2 separate regions of the Homo sapiens genome follow, and region 2 is linked to region 1. The links are chromatin loops, found by intact Hi-C in ENCODE. Cell type or tissue: K562. All regions are shown on one strand. Each heading gives the region's core, and the rest is flanking DNA. Links, peaks and the distances in the headings are about the cores only.

Region 1 (15,610 bases), core at 3,401-11,400:
ACCCAAAGAAATATAAATTATTCTATCACAGAGACACATGCACATGCATGTTCACTGCAGCACTATTCACATAGCAAAGATACGGAATCAACCAAATACCTATCGACGGTAGACTGGATAAAGAAAATATGGTATGGTAGGGCACGGTGGCTCACACCTGTAACCACAGCACTTTCGTAAGCTGAGGCATGCAGATTTGCGGAACTCAAAAGTTCAAAACCAGACTGAGCAATGTGGAAGAACCACGTCTTTACAAAAAATACAAAAAGAAAAATTAGCCGGGCATAATGATACACATCTGTAGTTCCAGCTACTTGGAGGGCTTAGGTAGGAGGATTGCTTGAGCCAGGGAGGTTGAGGCTGCAGTGAGCCAAGATCACACCACTGCACTTCAGCCTGTGTGACAAGATGAGACCCTGTCTCCAAAAATAATTATAATAAAAATAAAATAAAACAAAATATTTAATACAAACAAAATATGATACATAAACATCATGGAATACCATGTGGCCATAAAAAAGAACAAGAGCACGTCCTTTGCAGCAACATGGATAAAGCTGGAGACCATTAGCCATAGAAAACTAATGCAGAATAGAAAACCAAATATATTTTCTCATGTATAAGAGCTAAATAATAAGAACACATGGACACAAAGAGGGGAACAACAGAGGCCTAGCTGAGGGTGGAAGGTGAAAGAACAAAAAGGGTCGCCAGCCGGGCGCGGTGGCTCACTCCTGTAATCCCAGCACTTTGGGAGGCCGAGGCGGGTGGATCACAAGGTCAGGAGATCGAGACCATCCTGGTTAACACGGTGAAACCCCATCTCTACTAAAAAATACAAAAAAAAATTTAGCTGGGCTTGGTGGCGGGCACCTGTAGTCCCAGCTACTCGGGAGGCTGAGGCAGGAGAATGGCCTGAACCCGGGAGGCAGAGCTTGCAGTGAGCAGAGATCGCGCCGCTGCACTCCAGCCTGGGCAACAGAGCGAGACTCTGCCTCAAAAAAAAAAAAAAAAAAAAGAACAAAAAGGATCAAAAAAATACTTGTTTGGTGCTATGCTTAGTATCTCAGCGATAAAATAATCTGCACACGAAACCACCCTGACACAATTTTACCTATATAACAAACTGCATGTGTACTCCAAAACAGAAATAAAAGTTAAAAGGAAAAAAATCCATGGGTGGGGGAGAATGCCATGTAGGTGGGAGGAATGGTCTGTGCTACAGATAGTGGCCCAGATGGGGCTGTCCTCTGATTTATTTGCGTCCATGCAGGCAGATGAGATTATGAACAGGTGGTCCAGAATCCTTGGTTGGTGGAGAGAGCAGGCTGCTGCTGCAGATTCAGTGTCTGGGAATAGGAATATGTCAGGAGACTTGTAGACACTTTGGTGGGTTTTTGGCAAAAAACACTAGAATAAAAAAATGCTGTAGTGAAATTCCTAAGGGCGGTGCCTAGTCCTGGGAGGGGTGTGGACACATCAATGTATAATGGGTATGTTTGTGAGTGGGTGGAAATTCTGGGATGGCAGCTGCGAGAAAAGGGGGTCTATAATCAGACCTCCTTTCCTCTAAGTTTTCAGTCCTCTCTCACCATGGAAGGAGACCTGGAATCACAGGACAATGGGCAGTGTGACAGTCTGTGTACAGGAGGGTAGAGCGTCGCATTCCCAGACACCCAGAGTTCCACTCCAGGCCAGGCCTCTGTGATATCTTTCTTTTGGCACCAAATCTGTAAAGTTTGCTTAACACCAAGCAATTCTCCAAAACTAACACATTGTTTAACATTTGAATTCTGACCCCAGAGTCAGCAGACCCTGATTCAGGGCTCAGTCCCACAACACTGTCCTCACTGCAGATGCCAGTCAAAAACCATACGGGCCTATCAGTGCTTCTAAACTACTGTTTGAAAATTTAGAATTCCCATAACTCCCTCAAGTTCAATAATTTGATAAAGCTACTCACAGAACTCTGCAAAACACTGTGGTTATGTCGACCAGTTTACTATACAAGATACAACCCAGGAAAATTCAAATGGAAAAAATGTATAGGACAAAGAAAAGAGATGGGGAAAGATGAAGCACATAGATAATCCTGGTAAATAGCTGCGATTAATAAAAGTCCCCATCCTTTGTGTTCTCCAGGAACAGTTTATGAAAAGAAACACCCTTCCCATTATGACTTAGATGGTACTCTTTTTCTTAACTGTTTAATAACCAAACACTCACTCTGCATATTTTCTTTTTCATATTAAAAAATTAGCTGAATTTTTCTTCAGTGGTCAAAAGAAAGTTCTTCTTAATCAAACTTCACTTAAGTTTATCTCCTTTCCACAGGCTCCTGAACTTTGAGGTACCCTCAGTCTGAGCCAACATACAACCCCATTTTTTGTCCCTCCTAAAGACTTGATGACTTCAGGATAAAAGTGTTCTAATCTAGTATTTGATTTTTTTCACCCTCCATTTGCCATTCCCCTGTGACCTTCTTTCTAACCTTCTTTGCTCCTCCCTAAAAAAAAAAGTCTTTGTCTGCCTAAACTTTGCAATTCTTAAAGATCTTTTAGTTGGTATTTCCTTCTGTTGCAATACTCCTTTAAAATTCAGAATTTTTTTTACAGAAACCTTATTCTGTTTTTACAAAAAGTAAAATACTGCCTCAAAACGATAACAACTTCATCTTTAGTAAGACTCTCTCATTCCCCTTCCATCTTAACGTTAACTGCATCTGCCTGTGGGTCCCCCGACGTCCAGGGCTCTGTAGCTTCTCTCAGAATAAAGGCTTCTTCCATGGCTGGGGTGAGCAGGGGAGGCTTCCAAGAAAGAACTAACTGGGCCTTTAATAACCTCCCTTCCCTTTGCAGGCTCAATATTAGCCTTAGCTTGGAATCACTGGGCATAAGCTTTAATTTCCATGTCAAGGTTATTCACTTGGGTTTTGAAACTGCTTTAAAAATTCAGCAAAATTATGCACAGTATTTATATATGGGAAGGAAATTATTTTTTCTTTTTTTTTGAGACAGAGTCTCGCTCTGTTGCCCAGCCTGGAGTGCAGTGGTACACTCTTGGCTCACTGCAACCTCTGCCTCCCAGATTCAAGTGATTCTCCTGCCTCAGCCTACCGAGTAGCTAAGACTACAGGTGCCTGTCACCCACACCTGGCTAATTTTTCAGTAGAGACGGGGCTTCACCATGTTGGCCAGGCTGGTCTTGAACTCTTGACCTCAGGTGATCCGCCTGCCTCAGCCTCCCAAAGTGCTGGGATTACAGGCGTGAGCCACTGCACCCAACCAAGGGAAGGAAATTTTAAGGTGCTTACATTTCATACCTCAGTAAGAAATGCAAAGTATTTATTTCTTTCAGACGATAAATGTATTATTCTATTATTTTCATTAAAAATTAGGTAGTAATCAATTAGTCATATGGGATTAGTAATCAAGAAGTCATACTTCTAGGAGGTACCAACTTTCATCTCATAAAATTTAGCATTAACCAGCTGGGTGCAGTGGCTCATGCCTGTAATCCCTTGGGAGACCAAGGCAGGCAGATCACTTGAGGTCAGGAGTTCAAGGCCAGCCTGCCCAACATGGTGAAACCCCGTGTCTAATAAAACTACAAAAATTACCTGGGCATGGTGGTGCATGCCTGTAATCCCAGCTACTTGCGAGGTTGAGGCAGGAGAATTGCTTGAGCCCGGAAGGCGGAGGTTTCAGTGAGCCGAGATCGCACCACTGCCCTTCAGCCTGAGCAACAGAGCGAGACTCCATCTCAAAAAAAAAAAAAAAAAAAAAAAAAAAAAAAAAAAATTAGCGTTATCCTCACAAATCAAGATGATAGGATATAGAACAGAGGTATTTACTGTAACAAAAGTACCCTGCAAAAAGAGGAACTGATGCTTTCATAAATCTATGTAACTCATCAATTATCTACCACATTTTCTTGTAAAAATGTATTCATTTTCTACAGTCAAAATGGAAGAGAGGTTTTTTTCCTTTTTGTTTCCCTGCTAGCACTCTAAAAACTAAGCCTTGGAATACCGTTGGACATCACCCAGCCATAAAAAACACACCTGAGTAAATTCCTAAACTAAGTCTGGGAAAGAAAAAGGTAAATGAGAATTCTTAATAAATGGAATATATGATTAGATATTATTTTTCTCTGAAACTCACCTCTTTTATGCTCTGTAAATATTTTCTTAACTTTTAAATCATACTAATAAAATGCAAGTTACAGTTATAAAACTGAAATCAAAATAAGTGAACAAATCTTTTCAAGGTGACAAACCCAGGGAGTGGCGGGGCTGATTAGAAAACAGATGTGTCTGATGAGTTCATGGCCTTTGCAGGGACATGGATAAAGCTGGAAACCATCGTTCTCAGCAAGGACAAAAAACCAAACACCGCATGTTCTCACTTATAGGTGGGAATTGAACAATGAGAACACATGGACACAGGAAGGGGAACATCACACACTGGGGCCTGCTGTGGGGTGGGGGGAGGGGGGAGGGATAGCATTAGGAGATATACCTAATGCTAAATGACGAGTTACTGGGTGCAGCACACCAACAGGGCACATGTGTACATATGTAACAAACCTGCACGTTATGCACATGTACCCTAAAACTTAAAGTATAATAATAATAAAAAAAAAGAAAACAGATGTGTCTGACTCATGTGTCAAGTCAGGCCACCCAAACACTAGATTCTCCTACCCCATCCTGCTCATTTAAGTGCCCAATGACCACCCTCTCTGTAGACACTGCCCTATGCCTCAGTGACTACTCCAAGTGCATTTCATTTTGCAAGTTCTTGTACCATCTCACTGGGGTCAAGTTTGATTTTTTTTTTTTTTTGTCTTCTGGAATACTATTTTTTCTTTCACAAATCTTAGAGAATCCAGGGGGCAGAAATTATTTCTGAGTTTTCCTCTCAATACCAGCATCTGATTGGCTGACCAGCAATGTACCTCTGAGAAATGGAAGTCGGGTTGAGTGAACACAATCTTAATGCCTCAAAGGGTTAGCTTTCCAAAGGAAGGGTATACCAGGAGATTCCTCTCAGCCCCAGGGCATCCACCTGCTCCCTTGAGAGGCTACACTCCAACCTCAGATTGTCCTCTGTCTCCCATTCCCAGATACCCAGAGTTCCATTCCAGGCCAGGAGCTGAAATTTACTAGAGATTCTAGCATACACAGCCACAGTTGATATCTTGATTTATCCCCAGACAGTACTGAAACCCAGGACCAGGAGAAAACCGAAAGGTGGCTGAGGACACATCACCCTGTAAAGTTTCCAAAGGGAAACCTTGACCCAAAAACATTCTGATAAGATCTCTGCGCCTAGGGAAGATAAAAGGAAAATAGGCACAGACTTTTTTTTACAATACAGTGTCAGGGGATTATTTTTTGTTTTCTTCTCATTGGAAATATTTTCAAACAGCAAACAATTTGTTTAAAGTGCCACCCAATAATTTGTCAACAATGATTAATTAAAATACAGTATCTAAAATGTACACTAAAGGACAAATAGTTGATAATGTGAATTAGGGAGGGGAAGCTGGGATTTGGGAATGTCAAAGGAAACTGGAAATTTAGCATTTTACTGAAAGTCAGTTAGGCTAAAAGAATGGGGAATAGGGAGTAGTCTTGAGACCCTGCTTGAGACACGTGAAAGTTGCAGGGGAAAATCTGTCCCCTGTGGAGTGTGAAAATAACTAAATGGCAGGCAATTAGACTGAGGTGGCTCTAGTCCCAGGGTTTTTACTTTTTAAAAAATCTAACTCAAATGCTTTTTTTTTGTAAATTACTACATTGGGGAAAACAAAATTTAGACTTAATCAACCATGAACTGCCAATTAAGCTCTGATTACGTGACCAGAAAATTTCCACCTTCATCTAAAACTAAGAAACTACGTAACTCTACCTAACCAATTATTGAGTTTGCTTTCCTTTATCATGCACCTTCTAAAAGTCTTTTCTTCAAGCCCCTCCCATGGAAAATAAACTACAAACCACAGCTGGGTGCTCTATAATTCTTCAATTACTCTTTGATTAAATTCTTTAACATTTTTGTGGTGACTTCCATAGATTTTTAAGAGAAAAAAGATGGACTAGGAACCCCACAGACTAAAGCTTTTCCCATTCATGAACCCCGCATCCCGAGTCAGGATTCTCCCCTGATGACCCTCCCGGCATCCCTGCACAATCGGGGAGAGATGCCGCGCTGCGGGTGCAAAGCCGCCCGGAGAGGGCTCCAGGCCAGGGCACAGTCACTGAGCAGGGAGGAGACAGGACGCCCAGGGTCCCGGCTGTCAGCCCAGCCGCCATCTTACGGCTGAAGGGGACTGAGGACCGAGCTGCGCCAAGGAGAACTCGGGGCCGCGGGGGACTGAGGGCCGAGCTGCGCCAAGGAGAACTTGGGGCCGCGGACTTTGGAGGCCCGAGTCCAGCCACAGCCACTTCCGATCGGTTCCAACCAGCCCCTCCCCCTCTCTCGGGATGTCGGACCCAGCACTCTCACCATTTCTAGGTTTCCAGGGAGTCCCGGCGTCTTAGCTGTGGATCTCCCAATATCTGCAGGTCACAGGGACACAGAGGCTGGGCCTCTAGGAGCAGAGGACACTGAGCAGTGAGGAGGAGAGCAGGAGCTCCGGCTGCAGCCAGAGACAAAGGCCCCGCCAAATCCCGGAAGCCGTCCTGTCCGCTCCAGCTGCGTGCCTGATTGGACGGTTCCCAGCCCAGCAGTCCTGATTGGATAACGTTTGCTGCCCTGCTCCCTCAGGCCCTGAGTGACAGAAGCTGTGCTCAGATGCTGGGCTGGAAGAAGATAAAGTGAAACCTAAGCTGCAGCCTTTTCAGGCAGGGCTCCTCCCTGAGTTGAGCCAGGTCCACCCCAGAAGGCATTTGCATTTAACCTGTATATAAAGTCATATGCATTTATAAATAATATATTATGTGGCTATTCACACATGAAAATAATATAACAATTATTTTAAAATTCCAGATTTTATGCCCTTTCTGAATTCTGGTCCTTTGAGCAGGCCGATTGAGAGTTTAAAAAGGAGGCAATCCTCTGAAATAAAACGTGAGCCACATGTGTATTCTAAATTTTCTAGCAGTCAAACTTCAAGAAGGAAGAAGAAGGCCAGGCGCGGTGGCTCACGCCTGTAATCCCAGCACTTTGGGAGGCCGTGGTGGGCGGATCACGAGGTCAGGAGATCGAGACCATCCTGGCTAACACGGTGAAACCCCGTCTCTACTAAAAATACAAAAAATTAGCCCGGCGCGGTGGCGGGGGCCTGTAGTCCCAGCTACTCGGGAGGCTGAGGCAGGAGAATGGTGTGAACCCAGGAGGCAGAGCTTGCAGTGAACCGAGATAGTGCCACTGCACTCCAGCCTGGACGACGGAGTGAGACTCCGTCTCAAAAAAAAAAAAAAAAAAAAAGGAAGGAAGAAGAAACAGGTGGAATTCATTCTAACCATTTAATTAACCCACTATATCAAAAATATTATATTAATATCTGAGCAATATGTAATTATTAATAAAGTGTGTATATTTTTGGAACTAAATCTTTAACTCTGTATTTTACCTTTCTAGCACATCGCAGTTCTGACCAGCCACATTCCGGACACCCAGTAGCCATACATGGCCAATAGCTGTCACATTAAAGTGCAGCTTTGACAACAGGGGTTTGAAGGGCCTGAACATTCCTTTTCTGCCAGAGGTGAGGGAAGAGCCTCTCCCTACCAACATCTCTCTTCAGTTCTGAGGTGGAACAGACCGTGGCCATAAAAAGAGCAGAGGACAGCAGGAATAAAATAACCTAAGGTTGTTAAGAATTAATGTAATTAATATGTATATAATTAAAACTACTAGATGTATGAAAAACAATTCTGCATAGAGAATGTATAAACAAAAGTAAAATATGCTTTTAAGGAAGAAAGTTAGAAACATTTTATCTAGTTTGAAATTACTTAATGATTGTTTCAAATTGAAAAAAGAAAAAACCAAAAATATAATATAAAAAGTTGAAAAATTTATTATAATAGACTATAAAATATTTATGAAAATCTACAGTAGCCAAAAATGACACATTTGATGGATTTATTTATAAGGTTTTATTAAAGTTAGCTTTAGTATTAATAATACAGTAATACAAAAGTAAAAGTTGATTTTCTTTTGAACAAAAATTTTACATATCAATATGACATAGTACAATATTTTTGTCCACCTTTTGAATAAATTTTAAAATAAAGAAAGTAAAAAAGAGAATTTTTCTCATGCAGTCTTTCTCAGGTTTTTTGACTGGAAAACTGAATCTCCTGTATCAAACAGTAAATGATTTTGTTTTTAAAATCTTTTAATTATCACTTTGGATAAATAAATGACTATTATTTTATGGTGATCTGTGGTCCTATTTTAGTGAAGTGTTTTAACCCTATGACATATTTGACAGGCTTCCCAACATCAAATTTTGCTTTAAAAGTGTCTTTTTTTTACACCCCAAACTTTTGGATGCTATAGAGTGTCAATGCAGCATGCAAAAGAGTGATAAACAGGCAGGGGGAGGCGGGCAGATCACCAGGTCAAGAGATGGAGACCATCCTGGCCAACATGATGAAACCCTGTCTCTACTAAAAATACAAAAATTAACTGGGCATGGTGGTGAGCGCCTGTAATCTGAGCTACTCAGGAGGCTGAGGCTGGAGAATGGAGAATGGCTTGAACCTGGGAGGCAGAGGTTGCAGTGAGCCAAGATCGCTCCATTGCACTCCCACCTGGGCAACAAGAGCAAAACTTCGACTGAAAAAAAAAAAAGTTAACTTACATGGAAGCATTATCAAAATAAAAATAATGTTTGCCAGGCGTGGTAGCTTATGCCTGTAATCCCAGGACTTTGGGAGGCTGAGGCAGATGGATCACCTGAGGTCAGGAATTCAAGACCAGCCTTGCCAACATGGCAAAACCCTGTCTCTACTAAAAATACAAAAATTAAGCCAGACGTGGTGGTGGGTGCCTGTAATCCCAGCAACTCAGGAGGCTGAGGCAGGAGAATCGCTTGAATCCAGGAGGCAGAGGTTCCAGTGAGCTGAGATTGTGACATTACTCTCTAGCCTGGGTGACAGAGCGAGATTCTGTCTTAAAACTATATATATATATTTGACCTCCTTCGACTTATATTTTAATAAATATGTTATTAATATTTATGTCAAAATTGTATGAAATTTCTAAAACTCTAATGTATCTGAGTATACGCTCTTATTCATAATTATGGTTATTATGATAAATTATTGTAGGCAACAGATATAATCAATTTCTTTTAATTTGTTTCTTTATAACCATGAAAGTCATTTCCACAGTTAATGGCTTAATTCTGATGTAGTTTCTAAAAACTTTAAAAGCATGAAAAATCCTAGAGTACTGTGTATTCAAGGAGGTTCATGAAAAGATGGAAAAGGCCCAGATGAGTTGAGCACAGATTTCTGATAACGTTAGAATTATATTGTTTGAATTAGGTAAAGATTGTGAGAATTTGGCCAGGCACGGTGGCTCATGCCTGTAGTTCCAGCACCTTGCATTTCTGTGGGATCAGTCGTGATATCCCCTTTATCATTTTTTATTTCAACTATTTGATTCTTCTCTCTTTTCTTCTTCATTAGTCTGGCTAGCAGCCTATCGATTTTGTTGATCTTTTCAAAAACACCAGTTCCTGGATTCATTGATTTTTTGAAGGGTTTTTTGTGTCTCTATTTCCTTCAGTTCTGCTCTGATCTTAATTATTTCTTGTCTTCTGCTAGCTTTTGAATTTGTTTGCTCTTGCTTCTCTAGTACTTTTAATTTTGAGGTTAGGGTGTTGATTTTACATCTTTCCTGCTTTCTCTTGTGGGCATTTAGTGCTATAAATTTCCCTCTACACACTGCTTTAAATGTGTTCCAGAGATTCTGGTACATCGTGTCTTTGTTCTCATTGGTTTCAAAGAACATCTTTATTTCTGCCTTCATTTCGTTATTTACCCAGTAGTCATTTAGGAGCAGGTTGTTCAGTTTCCATGTAGTTGAGCGCTTTTGAGTGAGTTTCTTAATCCTGAGTTCTAATTTGATTGCACTGTGGTCTGAGAGACTGTTTGTTGTGATTTCCATTCTTTTGTATTTGCTGAGGAGTGCTTTACTTCCAATAATGTGGTCAATTTTAGAATAAGTGCAATGAGGTGCTGAGAAGAATGTATATTCTGTTGATTTAGGGTGGAGAGTTCTGTAGATGTCTTTTAGGTCCACTTGGTCCAGAGCTGAGTTCAAGGCCTGAATATCCTTGTTAATTTTCTGTCTCGTTGACCTGTCTAATATTGACAGCAGGGTGTTAAAGTCTCCCACTATTATTGTGTGGGAGTCTAAATCTCTTTGTAGGTCTCTAAGAACTTGCTTTATGAATCTGGGTGCTCCTGTATTGGGTGCATTTATATTTGGGATAGTTAGCTCTTCTTGATGCATCGATCCCTTTACCATTACGTAATGGCCTTCTTTGTCTCTTTTGATCTTTGGTGGTTTCAAGTCTGTTTTATCAGAGATTAGGATTGCAACTCCTGCTTTTTTTTGCTTTCCATTTGCTTGGTAAATATTCCTCCATCCCTTTATTTTGAGCCTACGTGTGTCTTTGCACGTGAGATGGGCCTCCTGAATACAGCACACTGATGGGTCTTGACTCTTTATCCAATTTGCCAGTCTGTGTCTTTTAATTGGCGCATTTAGCCCATTCACATTTAAGGTTAATATTGTTATATGTGAATTTGATTCTGTCATTATGATGCTAGCTGGTTATTTTGCCCATTAGTTGATGCAGTTTCTTCATAGTGTCGATGGTCTTTACAATTTGGTATGTTTTTGCAGTGGCTGGTGCCTGTTGTTCCTTTCCATATTTAGTGCTTCCTTCAGGAGCTCTTGTAAGGCAGGCCTGGTGGTGACAAAATCTCTTAGCCTTTGTTTGTCTGTAAAGGATTTTCTTTCTCTTTCACTTATGAAGCTTAGTTTGGCTGGATATGAAATTCTGGGTTGAAAATTCTTTTCTTTAAGAATGTTGAATATTGACCCCCATTCTCTTTTGGCTTGTAGGGTTTCTGCAGAGAGATCCACTGTTAGTCTGATGGGCTTCCCTGTGTGTGTAACCCGACCTTTCTCTCTGGCTGCCCTTAACATTTTTTCCTTCATTTCAACCTTGGTGAATCTAACGATTATGCGTCTTCGGGTTGCTCTTCTCGAGGAGTATCTTTGTGGTGTTTTCCGTATTTCCTGAATTTGAATATTGGCCTATTTTGCTAGGTTGAGGAAGTTCTGGATAATCTCCTGAAAACTGTTTTCCGACTTGGTTCCATTCTTCCCGTTGCTTTCAGGTACACCAGTCAAATGTAGATTTGGTGTTTTCACATAGTCCCATATTTCTTAGAGGCTTTGTTCATTCCTTTTTTTATTCTTTTTTCTCTAATCTTGTCTACTTGCTCTATTTCAGTAAGTTGATCTTCAATCTCTGATATCCTTTCTTCTGATTGATTGATTCGGCTATTGATACTTGCGTAAGCTTCATGAAGTTCTTGTGCTGTGTTTTTCAGCTCCATCAGGTCATTTATGTTCTCTAAACTGGTTATTCTAGTTAGCAAATTGGCTAACCTTTTTTCAAGGTTCTTAGCTTCCTTCCATTGGGTTAGAACATGCTCCTTTAGCTCAAAGGAGTTTGTTATTACCCACTTTTTGAAGCCTACTTCTGTCAATTCATCAAACTCATTCTCTGTCCAGTTTTGTTCCCTTGCTGGCGAGGAGTTGTGATCCTTTGGAGGAGAAGAGGCGTTACAGTTTTTGGAATTTTCAGTCTTTTTACGCTAGTTTCTCCCCATCTTTGTGGATTTATCTACCTTTGGTCTTTGATGTTGGTGACCTTCGGATGGGGTCTCTGTGTGGACGTGCTAGTCCTTTCTGTTTGTTAGTTTTCCTTCTAACAGTCAGGCCCCTCTGCTGCAGGTCTGCTGGAGTTTGCTGGAGGGTCCACTCCAGACCCTGTTTGCCTGTGTATCACTAGAGGAGGCTACAGAACAGCAAAGATTGCTGCCTGTTCTTTCCTCTGGAAGCACCCAGAGGGGCAACTGCCAGATGCCAGCCAGAGCTCTCCTGTATGAGGTGTCTGTCAGCCCCTACTGGGAGGTGTCTCCCAGTCAGGATACATGGGGGTCAGGGACCCACATAAGGAGGCAGTCTGACCCTTAGCAGAGCTCAAACGCTGAGCTGGGAGGTCCTCTGCACCCTTCAAAGCCGTCAGGCAGGGATGTTTAAGTCTGCTGAAGCTGCGCTAAAATTTTTTAGTATGCCATTTGAATAAACTCTGCGGTCCAAGTCAAATCACCTATAAGAACCCCTCATTTATTTGTCCTATGCACCTAATTTGGAGACACAAACTTCGTACTTAAGAGGACATAAATTTAATGTTCAGTGTGGACCCATGAAGAACCTAGACAGCCAACAGCCAGTTGTTCATTCCTGAGTTCTTAAAGCTTCTATTATTAAAAAGCTGTGCATTCCATTATCATTATAGAAGAGATAAAATGATCTACATAAAATATAAATTAGGCTGGGTGCGGTGGCTTACGCCTGTATTCCCAGTACTTTGGGAGGCTGAGGTAGGTGGATCACGTGGTCAAAAGATCAAGACCATCCTGGCCAACATGGTGAAACCCCATCTCTACTAAAAATACAAAATTAGCCGGGTATAGTGGCACACGTCTGTAATCCCAGCTATTCAGGAGGCTGAGGCAGAAGAATCACTTGAACCCGGGAGGTGGAGGTTGCAGTGAGCCAAGATCACACCATTGCACTCCAGCCTGGGCAACAAGAGCGAAACTCCATCTCAAAAAAAAAAAAAAAGAAAGAAAAAGAAAAGAAAATAGTCACATCATCTACATGTTGAGGCCACACATATGTATATGTATTGATATGTATCAATAACCCTTGTGGGCAGGGACCAGACAGAAGAACCACATCACCTGTGTGCTGGGCTCTGTGATAAGTCACCCTTTATCTGTGGGTATGGCCCAGGTAGAAAAGGCAAGCCAAATCACCTGGTGCAGGGCCCAGAGATATGTCACAATGTCTTCTATAGGCAAAGGCCAGGGAACAGAGGAGAGTCACATCAAATAGTTGATGGACCCAGAGATATGTCACAATGTCCCTGTAATCAGGGTCTAGGTAAGAGACTCAAATCACCTTTGTTCTGGGCCCAGCAATATGTCACAATGCTTTCTCCATAGCTGTCATACAAAGAGGAGACCCAGGCTCTTACCTAATTCACTAAGCCTAGCTATGACAGTATCTCTTACATTGGCTGGCTTGTAGGAAGAGGATCGTCAGCTCTCCTGTGAGCTGGACCAAGATATATGTCATAATCCAGTAGAGAGCAAGCATGAGAGTCACATCACCTGGGTGCTGGGCAAGTGATATGTTACAGTCTTCCCTGAGGACAGGGACCAGGCAGGAGAGTCACATTAGCAGGAGAGTCACATTACCTGGGTGCTCAGGGAGGGATCTTATTTGACAATCCCCTCCTGAAAGCAAGGCACAGAATGCATAGTCACATCACATGGGTTCTGGGCCCAGTAATATCTTACGATGCTCAGTATGAGCAACACCCTCTCAGGAGAGGCAGATTACCTTAATGGTGGACCCAGCAATATGTCACAATCTTCTTTGTGGGCAGGATGCAGGAAGAACAAAAGTCACATCTTCTAGGTGATGGATGCAGGGAGATGTAAACAGTCCCTCTGTGGAAAGGGCCAAGGCAGAAGCCTCCAATTCTATAAATGTAGGGCCCAGTGATTTGTCACAATACCTAACATATGCAAAGCCCAGGCAAATAGGAGAGTTATATCACTTAGCTCCTGGGTCAAGTAATATGTCCCAATCCTCCCTTTTGACATGGCCCAGGCAGCAGAAGAAAGTGACATCACCTAGGTAATGAATAAAGAGATATGTCATAATACACCCGTGGACAGGGCCAAGGCAAGAGTCACATCACTTAGATGTTGGTCCCAGCCATATGTCAAAATACACAAAGTATACTGGACCCAGGAAGGAGAGGAGAGTCATGTCACCTAGGTTCTGGGCCCAGGCATACATCACAATCCCTACTTGGGCAGAGCCCAAGCAGTAGAAGGGAATTACATCACCTAGATACTGGGTCAAGAAATATGTCACGATACTTTCTGAGGGAAAGAATGAAGCAGGAGATTCACATCACCTAGGTGAGGGGCCCAGAGATATGTCACAATGACCTTTGTTAGTAGAGCTCAGGGAAAAAAAGTTACATAACACAGGTGCTGGTCCAAATGATATGTCACAATTCTAACCATAGATAGATCCCAGTAAGAAGAAAGTCAAATCATCTATAAGATGGGCCCAAAGATAAGTCAAAATTACCTCTGTGGGCAGGGACCAGGCAGAAGAATCACGTCACCTGTGTACTGGTGATAAGCCACTTTATTTTGTGGGCATGGCCCAGGTAAGAGAAGAGAGTCACATCACCTAGGTTCTCAGCCTAAAAATATGTCACAATCTCTTTTATGAGCAAAGCCAAGGTAAGAGAGGAGAATGACATCAAATAGTTGATGGGCTAGAAGACATGCCGCAATGCCACCTGTGGGCAGGGTTTACAGGGAGACTCACATCACCTTGGTGCTAGGTTCAGCAATATGTCACAATGCCTTTTGAGGGCAGGGCTGAGCAAAAGAGTAACTTCAGCTCTTTTTTTTTTTTGAGACGGAGTCTTGCTCTGTTGCCCAGGCTAAAGTGCAGTGGTGCAATCTCAGCTTACGCAAGCACCACCTCCCAGGTTCAAGCAATTCTCCTGCCTCAGCCTCCCAAGTAGCTGAGATTACAGGCACCTGCCACTGCGCCTGGCTAATTTTTTATTTTTGTAATTTTCAATTTTGTATTTTTAGTAGAGACAGGGTTTCACCATCTTGGCCAGGCTGGTCTGGAACTCCTGACCTCATGATCCACCCTCCTCAGCCTCCCAAAATGCTGGGATTACAGGCATGGGTCACCGCGCCCAGCCAGTAATGTCAGCTTTTTGTTGGGCCCAGCAATATGACACAATCTCCTCTCTTGGCAGGACCTAGGAAGACAAAAAGAGTCACATCAACTAAGTACTGGGCCCAGTGAAAGATCACAATCACCTCTGTTAGCAGGAAGAAGGCATAGTCACAACACCTGGGTAATGGGTGCAGCGATACATCACAATGCCCCCTGTAGGAAGAGCCCAGCAGCAACATAACACTGGTAATGGACCCAGCAGTATGTTACAATGGCCAAGGTGGCCAGGGCATGGCAGAAGAGTCACATAACTTGGGTGAAGGGCCAAGTTATATGTCACAACATTCTTCTGTGACCAGCACCAAGGCAGGAGAGGAGACTCAAATCCCCTGTGTGCAAAGCCCAGCAATGTTTCAAAATGCCTCCTGTGAGCAGCATCAAATGCAGGAGAATAGTGTCACATTAAGTAGATGGTGGGTCCAGCCATATGTCACTATTCCGTCTCCAGGCTGGGCCTAGGCAGAAGAGTCATTCACTCAGGTGCTGAGCAG
Region 2 (15,610 bases), core at 3,387-11,386, 120 kb before region 1:
AAGGGGAAGATCTGTCCCCTGTGGAGTGTGAAAATAATTAAGTGGCAGGCAATTAGACTGAGGTCGCTCCAGTCCCAGGGTTTCTGGTTTTAAAAAAATCTAACTCAAATGCATTTTTTTGTAAATTACTACCTTGTGAAAAATAAAATTCATGTTTAACCAACTGTAAACTGCCAATTAACCTCTGATTACATGACCAGGAAATTTCCTCCTTCATTGTACAAATTAAGAAACTACATAACTCTACTAACCAATTACTGAATTTGGTTTTATCATACACCTTATACAAGTGTTTCCTTCAAACCCCTCCCACGGACCACTACTGCAAACCACAGCTGGGTGCTCCACAATTCTTGAATCACTGTTTGATTAAATTAATTTTTTTGCGGTGACTTTCATAAATTTTAATAGGGGAAAAGAGGGACAGGGAAGCCCGCGGAGGAAACCTCTTCCCATTCATGAACCCAGCACCCCGAGTCAGGATTCTCCCCTGACGACCCTCCCGTCGTCTCTGCACAATCGCTGCGGGTGCAGAGCTGCTCAGAGAGGGCTCCAGGCCAGGGCACAGTCACTGCGCAGGGAGGAGACAGGACGCCTGGTTCCGGCTGTCAGCCCAGCTGCCATGCTATGGCTTAAGGGGACTGAGGGCCGAGCTGTGCCAAGAACTCGGGGCCGCGGATTTTGCAGCCGACTGCGGGAAGACCCGAGTACTGCCACAGCCACTTCCGACCGGTTCCAACCAGCTCCCTCCCCCTCTCTCGGGATGTCGGACCCAGCACTCTCACCATTTCTAGGCTTCCGGGGGATCCTGGCGTCTTAGCTGTGAATCTCCCAATAACCAGATCACAGCGCCACAGAGGCTGGGCCTCTAGGAGTAAGAGGACGCAGAAAAGTGAAGGCCAGACCTGCAGCACCCGCTGCAGCGAGACAAAGACCCCGCCGCCTCCCGGAAGACGTCATGTCCGCTCCAGCTGGGTGCCTGATTGGACCGTTCCCAGCCCGGCGTCCCTGATTGGATAACGTTTAACAACCCGCCCCCTCAGGCCCTGAGTGACAGATGTGCTCAGGTGCTGGGCTGAAGGAAGACAGAGTTAAACCTAAGCAGCAGCCTTTTCCAGAAGGGCTTCCTCCCTGAGCTGAGTCAGGCCCACCCCAGAGGGCATTTGCATTTAACCTTGTGTATAAGGTCGTATGCATTTATAAATAACATATAGCTATTCACATCTGAATATAACAATTATTTTTAAATTCCAGATTTTATAACCGTACTGGCTTCTGGTCCTTTGAGCAGGCAGCCTGAGATTTTTTTCTTTTTTTTTTTTGAGACAGAGTCTCACTCTCACCCAGGCTCAAGCACAGTGGCACGATTTCGGCTCACCCCAAACTCCGCATCTCGGGCTCAAGTGATTCTCCTGCCTTAGCCTCCTGAGTAATTGGGATTACAGGCACCCGCCTCCACGCCCGGCTACTTTTTGTATATTTAATAGAGACAGAATTTTGCCATGTTGGTCAGGCTGATCTCGAACTCCTGACCTCAGGTGATCCACCTGCCTCGGCCTCCCAAAGTGCTGGGATTACAGAGCACATGTGAATTCCAAATTTTCTAGTAGTCAAACTTTAAGAATAAACAGGTGGAATTCACTCTAATTGAGATGGTTAGTCATTTAGGCTGGGCTCAGTGAGACCATTCTTGTGACCTCAGCTGAGTTCCTTCAGACATGTATCATCAGCTGCTTGTTGACTAGGCAGCTGTGCTTCTGGGGGTGAGCTTCTGCTTCTGAGGCTGTCAACAGAGGCAACTTGCTTCTCCTCCCCATACTATTTTATCTTCCATCTGGCTAACATGGGCTTTTTTCGCGGAGATAGTAGCCTTCTGAAAGAAAAACAGAAGCATGCAAAACCATTTGAGCCTACGCCTCAAACTAGCACACTGCACTGTTCACAGGTTTTTACTGCCCTGAGCAAATAAGGCCAGCCAGATCTAGGGTTTGGAAAACAGAACTGGATCTCAATGGAAACAGCTGTAAATGCACCTGGCAATGGGCATGGATAGCGGAGGGATGAAAAATTGCTAACATTTTTGCAATCAGTATCATTCTGCCTTTTTTTGCATATGTGGTTTATATAACTCTTCCACATCAAAAAAAAAAAAATTTGTGCAAAGACCCACAGCTATTAAGTGGCTGGGCTGGGACTCAGAATTAACTCCATTTGACCCTTGAAATCCTGGAGAGTGACACTTCTAAAATAGAAGCCAGATTTCTTTTAGATTTGTGCCCATATAGCACTGTTTATTATTATTGCTAGAAATAATCTTAAGAAATTGAAGAAGCACACGGTAGCTCACATCTATAATCCTAGCACTTTGGCAAGCTGAGATGGGAGAATCACTTGCGCTCAGGAGTTCAAGTGCAGCCTGAATAACATAGTTAAGATCCTATGTGCATGAAAATTTTTTTTTTTTTAATTAGCCAGTCATGGCCGGGCGCGGTGGCTCATGCCTGTAATCCCAGCACTTTGGGAGGCCGAGGAGGGCAGATCACGAGGTCAGGAGATCGAGACCATCCTGGCTAACACGGTGAAACCCCGTCTCTACTAAAAATACAGTCCCAGCTGCTCGGGAGGCTGAGGCAGGAGAATGGCATGAACCCACGAGATGGGGCTTGCAGTGAGCCAAGATCCCACCACTGCACTCCAGCCTGGGTGACAGAGCGAGACTCCGTCTCAAAAAAAATAAAAAATAAAAATAAATAAAAATAAAAATTAGCCAGCATGAGGCAATCCTGTAGTCCCAGCTACTCAGGTGGCAGAGGCAAGAGGATTACTTGAGCCTGGAAGGTCGAGGCTGCAGTGAGCCATGATTGGTTACGACACTGCACTTCAGCCTGGGTGGTGAGAGTGTGATCCTTTCTCCAAAAAAAAAAAAAGAAAAGAAAAGAAACAGAAAAGAAAAAAGTTGCAGGAGCATTTCAAAAGGACATAGCATATGTGGAAAAAGATAGATGAGGGATGAGTTGAGAAAATCAAAGCCCAGCAACACATTACTTATTTTTTATCATAGATAAAATCTGTAAACATCTAAAAAAAAAAACAAAACCTTCAGAGAAATTGAATGTAACAGAGTCTAAATGAACAAAGAATGATTTGCAAATCAGGCAGCCTGTGGGCCCAGAATAGGCTCAGAGAGACTCCAGCACAGCAACATGGTAAAAAAATTGATCAACAGAAAAAGCAAAGTGGCATACAGAAAATGAAATTGAGGTACAGAAACAGCCAAATTGATTACAGCTTGGGATTTGCCTTATTTGAACATGGTTTGAAGAGTTGATGTCCTTTTATTGGCAAAATCACAGTGGCTGGTACAGGAATGGGTTATAATCTACTTACATATCCAGTTAGGTTTCAGTTTAGTATGTACCAAAAAAAAAAAAAAAAGAAAAACAAACAAACAAAAAACCTACTGACCAAAATTAAACATGAAAACAGAGAGCTTCAGGCTATAATTTAACAATTTCTCCTTTTTGGTTATCTTCTCAATTTTGAGAGATAGACCAAGTTATCAGCTAAATAAATGGTCTCCTCATTTCAACCAAGCAGCCTGTTTCTTAAACCCCCGTAACTGAATCTCTGTAATACGTGTAATATATTTCTGTATAATCTCTATAATATATTTCTCCATGTGCAACTATGCATATTAGCAACTACACAGATACTTTTCTGTTTATGCAATAAGTAATCTCAAGAAATTCCATTATTTAGCACAACTTTAGTAAAAAAAGTCTATTGTGTAACCATAGCCTTTGCAGTAGAATCTGCTATAGAGACTATTATGAAGGATAAATGTCTAACCAATGCCTGATTTTTTTACCCTGAACCATGAAAAAAAAAAAAAAAAAAAGACCTAACAAATGATGCTTATTTAGAAGAGTAATGGCCAGGCAATGCTCTGAAACTTATTGTGAATGAGTTCTTTTTAACTTCTGAAGTAGGTTAAGAGCAGTGGACCTATATTCTGTGTTTCTGATATTATGAGGCAACAAATGTCCCATTAGAATTTCTCACCCACATTGACCCTTCATCTTGTACCTATCAAGGCATAAGTTTGTTCATATATAAAGTTGGCTGCAAAATTCTCTAGAGAATTAGATAATTAGTAGAGACGGGGTTTCACCATGTTGGCCAGGCTGGTTTCAAATGCCTGACCTCAAGTGATCCAACCGTCTCATCCTCCCAAAATGCTGGGATTACAAGCACGAGCCACTGTGCCCAACCTAATCCCAGCACTTTAAAAAGCCAAGAAACAAAGACTGTTTAAGCCTAGGAATACAAGTCCAGCCTGGGCAACATGGCAAAACCCTATGTTTACAAATAATACAAACATTAGCTGGGTATGGTGGCCCGCACTTGTAGTACCAGCTATTTAGGAGGCTGAGGAAGGCGAATTGCCTGAGCCCAAAAGGTCGAGGCTGCAGTGAGCCGTGATCAAGCCACTGTACTTCATTCTGGGTGACAGAGGGAGACCCTTTCTAAAAAAAATAAAATGCCAAAGCATATAAACTTAAACTTATGGAGTTTTCTGTGTTTCTTGTTTTTATCATTACTATTTCAATAGTTTTGGGGGTACAGGTGGTGTTTGGTTACATGAATAAGTTCTTTAGCAGTGGTGTGTGAGATTTTGGTGCACCCATCTACAGAGCAGTATACGCTGTACCCAATGTGTAGTCTTTTATCCCTCAACCCCACACCGCCCTTTCCCCCAAGTTTCTAGAGTCCATTATGTGACATAATTCTTATGCCTTTATATCCTCATAGTTTAGCTCTCACTAAAAAGTGACAACATGCCATGCTTGGTTTTCCATTTCTGGGTTACTTTACTTAGAATAATGATCTCCAACTTTATCCAGGTTGCTCTGAGTGCCATTATTTTGTTTTTTTGTTTGTTTGTTTTGAGACAGAGTCTTGCTTCGTCGCCCAGGCTGGAGTGCAATGGCGCGATCTTGGGTCACTGCAACCTCCGCCTCCCGGGTTCAAGTGATTCTCCTGCTTCAGCCTACTGAGTAGCTGGGATTAGAGGCACCTGCCACTACACCCAGCTAACTTTTGTATTTTTAGTAGAGACAGGGTTTCACCATGTTGAACAGGCTGGTCTTGAACTCCTGACCTCAGGTGATCCGCCCGCCTTGGCCTCCCAAAGTGCTGGGATTACAGGCCTGAGCCACCACACCCGGCCTGAGTTTCTTGCAGATTCTGAATATAAGTCCTTTGTTGGAAGCATGGTTTGTGAACCTTTCTTCTCACTCTGTGGGTTATCTGTTTACTGCTTGAATTATCTCTTTTGCTGTGCAGAAACTTTTCCGTGTAATTAAGTCACATTTATTTATCTTTTTTTGTCGCATTTGGTTTTGGGTACTTGGTCACAAACTTTTTGACTAAGCCAATGTGTAGAGGAGTTTTTTCTATATTATCTGCTAAAATTTTTATAATTTCAGGACTTAGACTTAAGTCTTTGATCCATCTTGTGTTGATTTTTTAAATCTTTTTTTGTTTGTTTGTTTGTCTGAGGCAGAGTCTCGCTCTTTTGCCCAGGCTGGAGTGAAGTGGAACAATCTCAGCTCACTGCAATCTTTGCCCCCCTGGTTCAAGCGATTCCCCTGCCTCAACCTCCCGAGTAGCTATGTAGCAGGATGAGCCGCAGACAAAACTCCTCAGACACTGGATTAAAGACGGAAGAGTTTTTTATCTGGCCGGGAGCGTCGGCAGACTCACGTCTTAAAAGCCGAGCTCCCCGAAAGAGAAATTCTTGGCCTTTTTAAAGGCTTGCAACTTTAAGGGGTCCACGTGAAAGGGTCGTGATACATCAAGCAAGCATGGGAAACGTGACTGGGGGCTACATGCATCAGCTAACAGAACAAAAAGCTTTACAATGCTTTTTTCATATAGTGTCTGGAATTTACAGATAACACAAGTAGTTTAGGTCAGGGGTTGATGTCATTATTGTTACTTTTTTTAACTCCTAGGGCCGGGTGGTGGTGCCAAGGTTGTCTGGCTATTTATCTTACTTTTGTTTTTTTTCCAACTTTTTGCTTTTTCTCTCCTCCTGTCTTGTGAACTAGGCAAGGTGTGGGAGGAGGGCAGCAGGAGTAGTAGTGGTCTCCTTCCTTAGCTGGAATTACAGGCACTGGCCACCACACCCGGGCTAATTTTTGTATTTTTGTATTTTCTTATTTTTTTGAGATGCAGTCTCGCTCTGTTGCCCAGGCTGGAGTGTAGTGGTGTGATTTGGGCTCACAGCAATCTTCGCCCCTGGGGCTCAAGCGATTCTCCTGCCTCAGCCTCCCAAGTAGCTGGAATTATAGGTGCCGGCCACAACGCCCAGGCTAGTTTTTGTATTTTTGTATTTTTTTGAGACGAAGTCTCACTCTGTTGCCCAGGCTGGAGTGCAGTGGCACGATCTCGGCTCACTGCAACCTCCATCTCCTGGGTTCAAGCAATTCTCTTGCCTCAGCCTGCCGAGTAGCTGGGATTACAGGCACACACCACCACACCCAGCTAATTTTTGTATTTTTAGTCTCCATGTTGGTCAGGCTGATCTTGAACTCCACACCTCGTGATCTGCCCGCCTCAGCTTCCCAAAGTGCTGGGATTACAGGCGTGAGCCACCCCGGCCAATTTTTGCATTTTTAGTAGAGACAGTGTTTTGCCATGTTAGCCAGGCTGGTCTGGAACTGCTGGTCTCAGGTTATCTGCCTGCCTTGGCTTCCCAAAGTGCTGGGATTACAGGTGTGAGCCACTGCACTCCACCTTGAATCATTTTTTTTTAGACAGTCTTGCTCTGTCACCCAGGCTGAAGTGCAGTGGCAGGATCTCTGTTCACTGCAATCTCTGCCTCCAGGGTTCAAACAATTCTCATGCCTCAGCCTTCTGAATAGTTAAGATTACAGACATGTGGCACCATGCCCAACTAAATTTTGTGTTTTCTAGTAGAAAACGGGGTTTCACCATGTTGGCCAGGCTGGTCTCAAACTCCTGACCTCAATTGATCTGCCTGCCTCAGTCTCCCAAAGCGCTGGGATTACAAGCATGAACCATCGTGCCTGGCCTTGAGTTAATTTTTTTATAAAGTGAGAGAAAAAAATTCAGTTTTATTCTACTACATGTGGCTTTCCAATTATTTCCGCACCATTCATTTAATAGAGTGTTCTTTCCCCACTTTGTGTTTTTGTTTACTTTGTTGAAGATCAGTTAGCTGAAAGTATTTGGCTTTATATCTGGTTTTGCTATTCTGTTCCATTGGTCTACATGCCTATTTTTATACCAGTACCATGTTGCTTTGGTAACTATAGTCTTGTAGTGTAGTTTGGAGTCAGATAATGTGATGCTTCCAGATTTGTTCTTTTTGCTTAGTCTTGCTTTTGCTATGCATGCTCTTTTTGGTTCCATATAATTTTAGGGTTTTTTTTTTCTAGATCTGTGAAGAATGATGATGTTATTCTGATGGAAATTGCCTTGAATTTGTAGATTGCTTTTGGCATTATGGTCACATTGACAATATTGAGTCTACCAATCCATGAGCATAACATGTGTTTCTATAATTTCTTTCAGCAGTCTTTTGTAGTTTTCTTTGCAGATATCTTTCACTTTCTTGGTTAGGTCTATTTCTATTTATTTATTTATTTGCAGCTGTTGTTAAAGGGGTTGAGTTCTTGATTTTATTCCCAGCTTGGTCACTATTGTTGTATAACAGTGCTGCTAATTTGTATATTGATTTTGTATTCTAAAACCTTGCTGAATTCATTTATCATATCTAGGAGGATTTTGAACTAGTCTTCAGGCTTTTCTAGATATACAATCTTATCACTGAACACTGACAGTTTGACTTCCTCTTTACCAATCTGAATGCACTTTATTTCTTTCTCTTGTCTATTGCTCTGGCTAGGACTTCCAGTACCATGTTGAGTAGAAATGGTGAAAGTGGGCATTCTTGTGTTTTTCCAGTTCTTAGGAGATGTGGTTTCAACTTTTCCCCATTCAGTATAATATTGGCTGTGGGTCTGTCATAAATTGCTTTTATTATCTTAAGTTCTGTCTACTCTATGCCAATTTTGCTGAGGGTTTTAATTATAAGGGGATGCTGGATTTTGTCAAATACCTTTCCTGCATCTATTGAGATGATCATATGATTTTTGTTTTTAATTCTGTTTATGTGGTGTATCACATTTTTAAACCATTCCTGAATCCCTCGTGGTAAAACACACTTGGTAATTGTGTATTTTTCTGATATGCTATTGTATTTGGTTATCTAGTATTTTGTTAACAATTTTTGCATCTATGTTAATCAAGAATATTGATGTGTAGGGCTTTTTTGTTATATCCTTTCCTAGTTTTTGTATTAGGGTGATATTGGCTTCATAGAATCATTTAGGCAGGATTCCCTCTTTCTCTATTTTTTGGAATAGTTTTGGTAGAATTGATACCAATTTTCCTTTAAATGTCTGATAGAATTCAGCTGTGAATCCATCTGGTCCTGAATTCTTTGTTGTCAACAATTTTTTTTTTTTTTTTTTTTTTTTTGAGACAGAGTCTCACTTCTTCACCCAGGCTGGAGTGCAATGGAGCTATCTTGGCTTACTGCAACCTCCACCTCCATGGTTCAAGCAATTCTCCTGCCTCAGCCTTCCAAGTAGTTGGGATTACAGGCACGTGCCAGCACGCCCAGCTAATTTTTGTATTTTTAGTAGAGACGGGTTTTCATCATATTGGTCAGGCTGGTCTTGAACTCCTGACCTCAAGTGATCCGCTCACCTTGGCCTCCCAAAGTGCTGGGATTACAGGCGTGAGCCACTGTGCCCAGCCGTCAGCAATTTTTTACTACTGTTTCAATCTTGCTACTCGTTATTGGTCTGTTCAGAGTTTATATTTCTACCTGGTCTAATCTCAGAGAATTGTGTATTTCCAGAAATTTATCCATCTCCTCTAGGTTTTCTAGTTTTGTATGTAAAGGTGTTCATAGTAGTCTTGAATAATCTTCTGTATTTTTGCGGCATTGTTTGTAATATATCCTGTTTTGTTTCTAATTGAGCTTATTTGGATCTTCTCTCCGCCTATATTGGTTAATCTCACTAGTGGTCTATCAATTTTATCTTTTCAAATAACCAGCAATTCTCTCATTTATCTTTTGTAATTTTTGTTTCACTTTTATTTAGTTGTGTGCTGATACTTGTAACATATTTTCTCCTGCTAAGTTTGGGTTTGCTTTCTCCTTGGTTTTCTAGTTCCTTGAGGTATGAGCTCAGATGTTTTATTTGAGCTCTTTCAGACTTTTTGATGCAGGCATTTAATGCTATGAACTTTTCTCTTAGCACTGCTTTTGCTGTATCCTAGAGGTGTTAATAATTTGTGTCACTATTATCATTAAGTTCAAAAAATTTTTTTAATTTTCATCTTCATTTCATTGTTGACCCAAAGATCATTCAGGAAAAGATTATTTAATTTTCTGGTATGTGTATTTTGTTTTGTTTTGTTTTGTTTTTGTTTTGTTTTTTTTCTCTGTGCTCTTATAATCACATACAGACACTGCATATATACGTAGACAAATACAAGAGGTTTTAGTCGTTTCATAAAGTGGGATCATACCATACATACCTTCTTTTTTTTTTTTTTTTTATTGATCATTCTTGGGTGTTTCTCGCAGAGGGGGATTTGGCAGGGTCATAGGACAATAGTGGAGGGAAGGTCAGCAGATAAACAAGTGAACAAAGGTCTCTGGTTTTCCTAGGCAGAGGACCCTGTGGCCTTCCGCAGTGTTTGTGTCCCTGGGTACTTGAGATTAGGGAGTGGTGATGACTCTTAGCTGCCTTCAAGCATCTGTTTAACAAAGCACATCTTGCACCGCCCTTAATTCATTTAACCCTGAGTGGACACAGCACATGTTTCAGAGAGCACAGGGTTGGGGGTAAGGTCACAGATCAACAGGATCCCAAGGCAGAAGAATTTTTCTTAGTACAGAACAAAATGAAAAGTCTCCCAAGTCTACTTCTTTCTACACAGACACGGCAACCATCCAATTTCTCAATCCCTTCCCCACATTTCCCCCCTTTCTACTCCACAAAACCGCCACGGTCATCATGGCCCGTTCTCAATGAGCTGTTGGGCACACCTCCCAGACGGGGTGGTGGCCGGGCAGAGGGGCTCCTCACTTCCCAGTAGGGGTGGCCAGGCAGAGGCACCCCTCACCTCCCAGACGGGAGGCTGACCCCCCCACCTCCCTCCCAGACGGGGCGGCTGGCCGGGCAGGGGGCTGAACCCCCACCTCCCTCCCAGACGGGGCGGCTGGCCGGGCAGGGGGCTGAACCCCCACCTCCCTCCCGGACGGGGCGGCTGGCCCTCCCGGACGGGGTGGCTGCCGGTCGGAGACGCTTCTCACTTCCCAGATGGGGTGGCTGCCGGGTGGAGGGGCTCCTCACTTCTCAGACGGGGCGGTTGCCAGGCAGAGGGTCTCCTCACTTCTCAGACGGGGCGGCCGGGCAGAGACGCTCCTCACCTCCCAGACGGGGTTGCGGCCGGGCAGAGGCGCTCCTCACATCCCAGACGGGGCGGCGGGGCAGAGGTGCTCCCCACATCTCAGATGATGGGCGGCCGGGCAGAGACGCTCCTCACTTCCTAGATGGGATGGCAGCCGGGAAGAGGCGCTCCTCACTTCCTAGATGGGATGGCGGCCGGGCAGAGACGCTCCTCACTTTCCAGACTGGGCAGCCAGGCAGAGGGGCTCCTCACATCCCAGACGATGGGCGGCCAGGCAGAGACGCTCCTCACTTCCCAGACGGGGTGGCAGCCGGGCAGAGGCTGCGATCTCGGCACTTTGGGAGGCCAAGGCAGGCGGCTGGGAGGTGGAGGTTATAGGGAGCCGAGATCACGCCACTGCACTCCAGCCTGGGCACCATTGAGCACTGGGTGAACGAGACTCCGTCTGCAATCCCGGCACCTCGGGAGGCCCAGGCTGGCGGATCACTCGCGGTTAGGAGCTGGAGACCAGCCCGGCCAACACAGCAAAACCCCGTCTCCACCAAAAAAATATGAAAACCAGTCAGGCGTGGCGGCATGCGCCTGCAATCGCAGGCACTCGGCAGGCTGAGGCAGGAGAAGCAGGCAGGGAGATTGCAGTGAGCCGAGATGGCAGCAGTACAGTCCAGCTTCGGCTCGGCATCTGAGGGAGACCGTGGGGAGAGGGAGAGGGAGAGGAAGAGGGAGAGGGAGAGGGATATGTGTATTGTTTTGAGGGTTCCTTTTGGAGTTGATTTCCAATTCTATTTCACTGTGGTCTGAGTGTACTTGATATAATATTAATTTTTTAAAATTTATTGAAACTTGTTTTGTGGCATATCATATGGTCTATCTTGGAGAATATTCCATGTGCTGAATAAAAGGAATGTATATACTGTAGTTGTTGGGTAGAATGTTCTGTAAATATTTGTTATATCCATTTGTTCTAGGGTATAGCTTAAGTACACTGTTTCTTTGTTGAATTTCTGTCTTGATGAACTGTCCAGTGCTGTCAATGGAGTATTGAAGGTCCTTCACTATTATTGTGTTGCCATCTATCTCGCTGCATTTCTAAAGGGACAACTCGGGTGATACAGTAAAGTTTATATTTCCAAAGGACAGAGCTAACACTTTAGGCTAAAACATTTTCTCATATCTTCAACTCAGGAAAATATGCTGTAAGTAAAATTTAGTTAAAATAAGATGGGCCGGGCACGTTGGCTCACGCCTATAATCCCAACATTTTGGGAGGCCGAGGCGGGCGGATCACCTGAGGTCAGGAGTTCAAGACCAGCCTGGCCAATATGGCAAAACCTTATCTCTACTAAATATACAAAAAAATTAGCTGGGCATAGTGGCAGGCACCTGTAATCCCAGCTAGTCAGGAGGCTGAGGCAGGGAGACTTGCTTGAACCCAGGAAGCAGAGGTTGCAGTGAGCCAAGACATGCCATTGCACTCCAGCCTGGGTGACAGAGCAAGACTCCGCCTAAAAAAAAAAAAAAAAAAATATATATATATATATATATATATATGTAAAAGATGGCCAGAAAAGCACCTTAAACAAAGGTATGACTTGTGTAAATTTAAAATAATAGTCAATGTTTTTAATGTAACACAAACACCTTGCAAATGGAGATTTCATTTACAGATATAAATTTCTTTTACAAAATACTTTCAAAATAGTTAAATATCAGAAAGTTCTAATTTAGTTCAAAGGTGGTCTTTCAAGCTTAACTACTGTTTCCTAGGTATAATTAAGAGTTGAAGTTGAAGCCCATTCAAAAATAAAAAGAAGAAAGAATTCTCTAAGCCTGGACTCAGCATGGATAAATCTGAAAAAGAAGCCTTTACCTGAGGGTCTACTTTTACAAACACTTTATCTGGGATAGCTTTCTATTTACCTTCAAGGAGGGAGAGCAACTAAAGAAAATGGTAGATTTAATCTTTTGTAAGACTTAGACTTTTAATCTGCCTTTATAAAGATTATTTTTTTAACAAATAGTAAAAATATTGAAATCTTTTTTTTTTTTTTGAGATAGAGTCTCACTCTGTCACCCAGACTGGAGTGCAATGGCACGATCTCAGCTCACTGCAACCTCTGCCTCCCAGGGTCAAGCAATTCTGCCTCAGCCTCCTGAGTAGCTGGGATTACAGGCGACTGCCACCATGCCCAGCTAATTTTTGCATTTTTAGTAGAGACAGGGTTTCACCATGTTGGCCAGACTGGTCTTGAACACCTGACCCCAGGTGATCCACCCGCCTTGGCCTCCCAATGTGCTGGGATTACAGGGTGAGCCACCACACCCAGCCAAATATTGAAATCTTTTTAGAAGCTTCTGCACATCAGTAGTGAACCCTAGATGAGTCTTACTAGGGAGACTTCATTTTCAAACGCACTTTTTCAGGGGAACACTCCATTGTAATTTTAAATTACGTTTAGTAAAATTTTGCCATTTCTGTAAGTGTTTGCTCATGCCTGTAATCCCAGCACTTTGGGAGGTTGAGGCAGGCAGATCAGGAGTATAAAACAGCCTTGCCAACATGACGAGACACTGTCTCTACTAAAAAAATACCAAAAAATAACTGGGCATGGTGGTGCATGCCTGTAGTCTCAGCTTCTTAGAAGGCTAAACTGGGAAGATTACTTGAGCCAGGTGGGTGGAGATTGCAGTGAGCCAAGATCACACCCTTGCAGTGTGGCCTGGCTGACAGAGTGTGACCCTGCCTCAAATAAAATACAACAAAACAAAACAAAACAAGCCTCATATATGCCCCAGTAATCACTTTCTTTTCTGCAACAATAACCGTAATCCTAAGAGTTAACACTGTAGATCAATTTTGTGTTTTTAACCAAGTGTTTTATCACAGAAAAATTTAAACTTATGCAAAACAAACAAACAAACAAATAGTGCAATAGACCTGTCATGAAGCGTCAACAACTGCCAATCACCGGCCATTCTTGTTTCACCTCCACTTCTCTGCCCCAATCATTCCTGGCCAACCCATTGTCCATCCTCCATTATTTTCTTCAGTTTTTTTGTTTTTGGTTTTTTTTTTGGAGGTCAAATATACACACATTGAAAGGCACAATTCCTAACTGAAATTTTTTGACAATACACCCATATAACCTTTATACCTTTTAAGTATGAATAGGGGCCAGGTGTGGTGGCTTATGCCTATAATCCCAGCACTTTGGAAGGCTGAGGCAGGCAGATCACAAGGTCAGGAGATCGAGACCATCCTGGCTAACATGGTGAAATCCTATCTCTACTAAAAATACAAAAAATTAGCTGGGCGTGGTGGCACATGCATGTAGTCCCAGCTACTCAGGAGGCTGAGGCAGGAGAATCACTTGAACCTGCGAGGTGAAGGTTACAGTGAGCTGAGATCGCACCACTGCACTCCAGCCCAGGCAACAGAGCAAGATTCACTCCAGCCTGGACAACAGAGCAAGACACCATCTCAAAAAAAAAAAAAAAAAAAAAAGAATGAATAAGATATTTTCCTATTCTATCTATAGAATTTAGAATAGAATGATAGAATATTTTATTATTCTCAGATAATTGCCTTATGCTTTTTTCCAGACAATTTTACTCTCAACCAGAGGCTATTTCTTTGCTAATGTTTTATTACCATTGGTTAATTTTGTCTGACATCATACAATATGTATTATTTTATGTCAAGCTTGTCTCATTTGGCAGCTTTATGAGACTCTTTCAAGGTGTGTGCTTCAGTACTTTGTTCCTAAAAAATCTAGAGGAATATCCTTTAAGGCTATGGAAATACAATGTTTCTCCTTTAAATTTTACCCACAATTTTTGCATTATTCAGTCCATCTTGTCTACAGTAATTCTTACTGTGGTGCCCTAGTCATGCCTGTAATCCAAGCACTTTGGGAGGCTGAGGCAGGTGGATCACTTGTGGTCAGGAGTTCAAGATCAGCCTGGGCAACATGGTGAAACCCCATCTCTATGAAAAAATATGAAAAGTTAGCCAGATGTGGTGGTTCACACCTGGAGTCTCAGCCACGTTGGAGCTGAGGTGGAGGTGGGAGGATCACTTCAGGCCAGGAGGTTGAGGCTGCAGTGAGCCAAGATTTTGCCATTGTACTCTAGCCTGGGTGACAAAGTGAGATGCTATCTTAATTTTTAAATAAAAATTTTAAAAAAGAGAGAGGGAAGAGTAAACAGGACTTTTGAATTTTGTATACCAGCTCAGCCACAGCAAGATAGGCCATTTGTCAGAGTTGGAAAGCCTCTTTTTCAGCCACTAGCTCCTAACTGACATTTCTAGGTACACCCTGGGCCAGAAGGAAATCTGTTGCTTTGAATGCAAAGCCCCCCTACTGTCAGAACCCATCAACAGATAACCGAAGAGCCCTTGGGCCCTGAGTGACCTGCAGTAATACCCAAGTACTATGCTGTGAGCTTTAATTCAGACTCTAGGGCTTGCCAGAATCAGGTGAGACTCAGCACATTTTCAGCTTTGCTGGCTACAGGAAGAGAATGAAAAATGTAGAGGGAAAACTCTATAGGACTTTGTCTTGCACCTTAGGTACCAGCATGGCCAAAGAGAGGAAGAGCACCAAGTGGGCTTTTTGGGTCCCTGACCCCAGGGCTTGGTTCTTGGATACCATTTCAGGACCCGTCCTAGGACATAAGGGACCATAAAGGAGAGTATCAGGCCAAGCATCATTCACCACAAGCTAATGTAAGAGTCCTTAAGCCTTAAGGGAACATTGGTGGTAGCCTGGCAGGACTCCCCATGGGCCTGTGGTGGTGGTGGCAATGGGGTGAGGCCCCTCTGCCTGTGGAGCAAGGAGGAAATAGTGGGAAGAACTGCATCTCATAGTTTGACTTCTAGCCCTACCACAGTACAACAGACCACCAGGTAGAATCCTAAGGTTATTGACTCCAGCCCCTGGCTCCTGGATGGTACCTCTCAACCTGCTCAGAGCCTGAGGGAACTCACTACCCTTCAGGGAAATATAAGCCTAGCTGGCCTTACCACCTACTGACTATAGAGCCCCGGAACCCTGAGAGATTATCAGTGGTAGCAGGTAGTCCTCAC

Evidence for each region. A loop is a pair of places that touch in the nucleus more often than their neighbours do. Peaks named below come from ENCODE experiments on the same cell type or tissue, not always from the same donor. Only the 100,000 strongest peaks of a DNase experiment are listed, where the experiment ranks them.
Region 2: it touches region 1 in a loop (4-fold over the local background); 28 of 110 quality-filtered maps call a loop at or near these places.

What each region holds. Positions count from the first base shown.
Region 1 is chr7:64,657,188-64,672,797 of GRCh38, reverse strand. It overlaps ZNF107 (zinc finger protein 107), which reads right to left and starts at 6,665. Exons shown (of 4, transcript NM_001282359.2): 1 at 6,513-6,665. The coding sequence starts at 6,515. RefSeq lists enhancers at 6,338-6,457, 6,478-6,627, 6,778-6,927. In K562, for the core only: no CTCF peak of the experiment used is centred there; DNase peaks (open chromatin) are centred at 6,277 and 6,757; H3K4me3 peaks cover 1,220 bases.
Region 2 is chr7:64,779,747-64,795,356 of GRCh38, reverse strand. It overlaps ZNF138 (zinc finger protein 138), which reads right to left and starts at 929. Exons shown (of 4, transcript NM_001271639.2): 1 at 786-929. The coding sequence starts at 788. RefSeq lists enhancers at 329-889, 674-913, 1,154-1,203. In K562, for the core only: no CTCF peak of the experiment used is centred there; no DNase peak of the experiment used is centred there.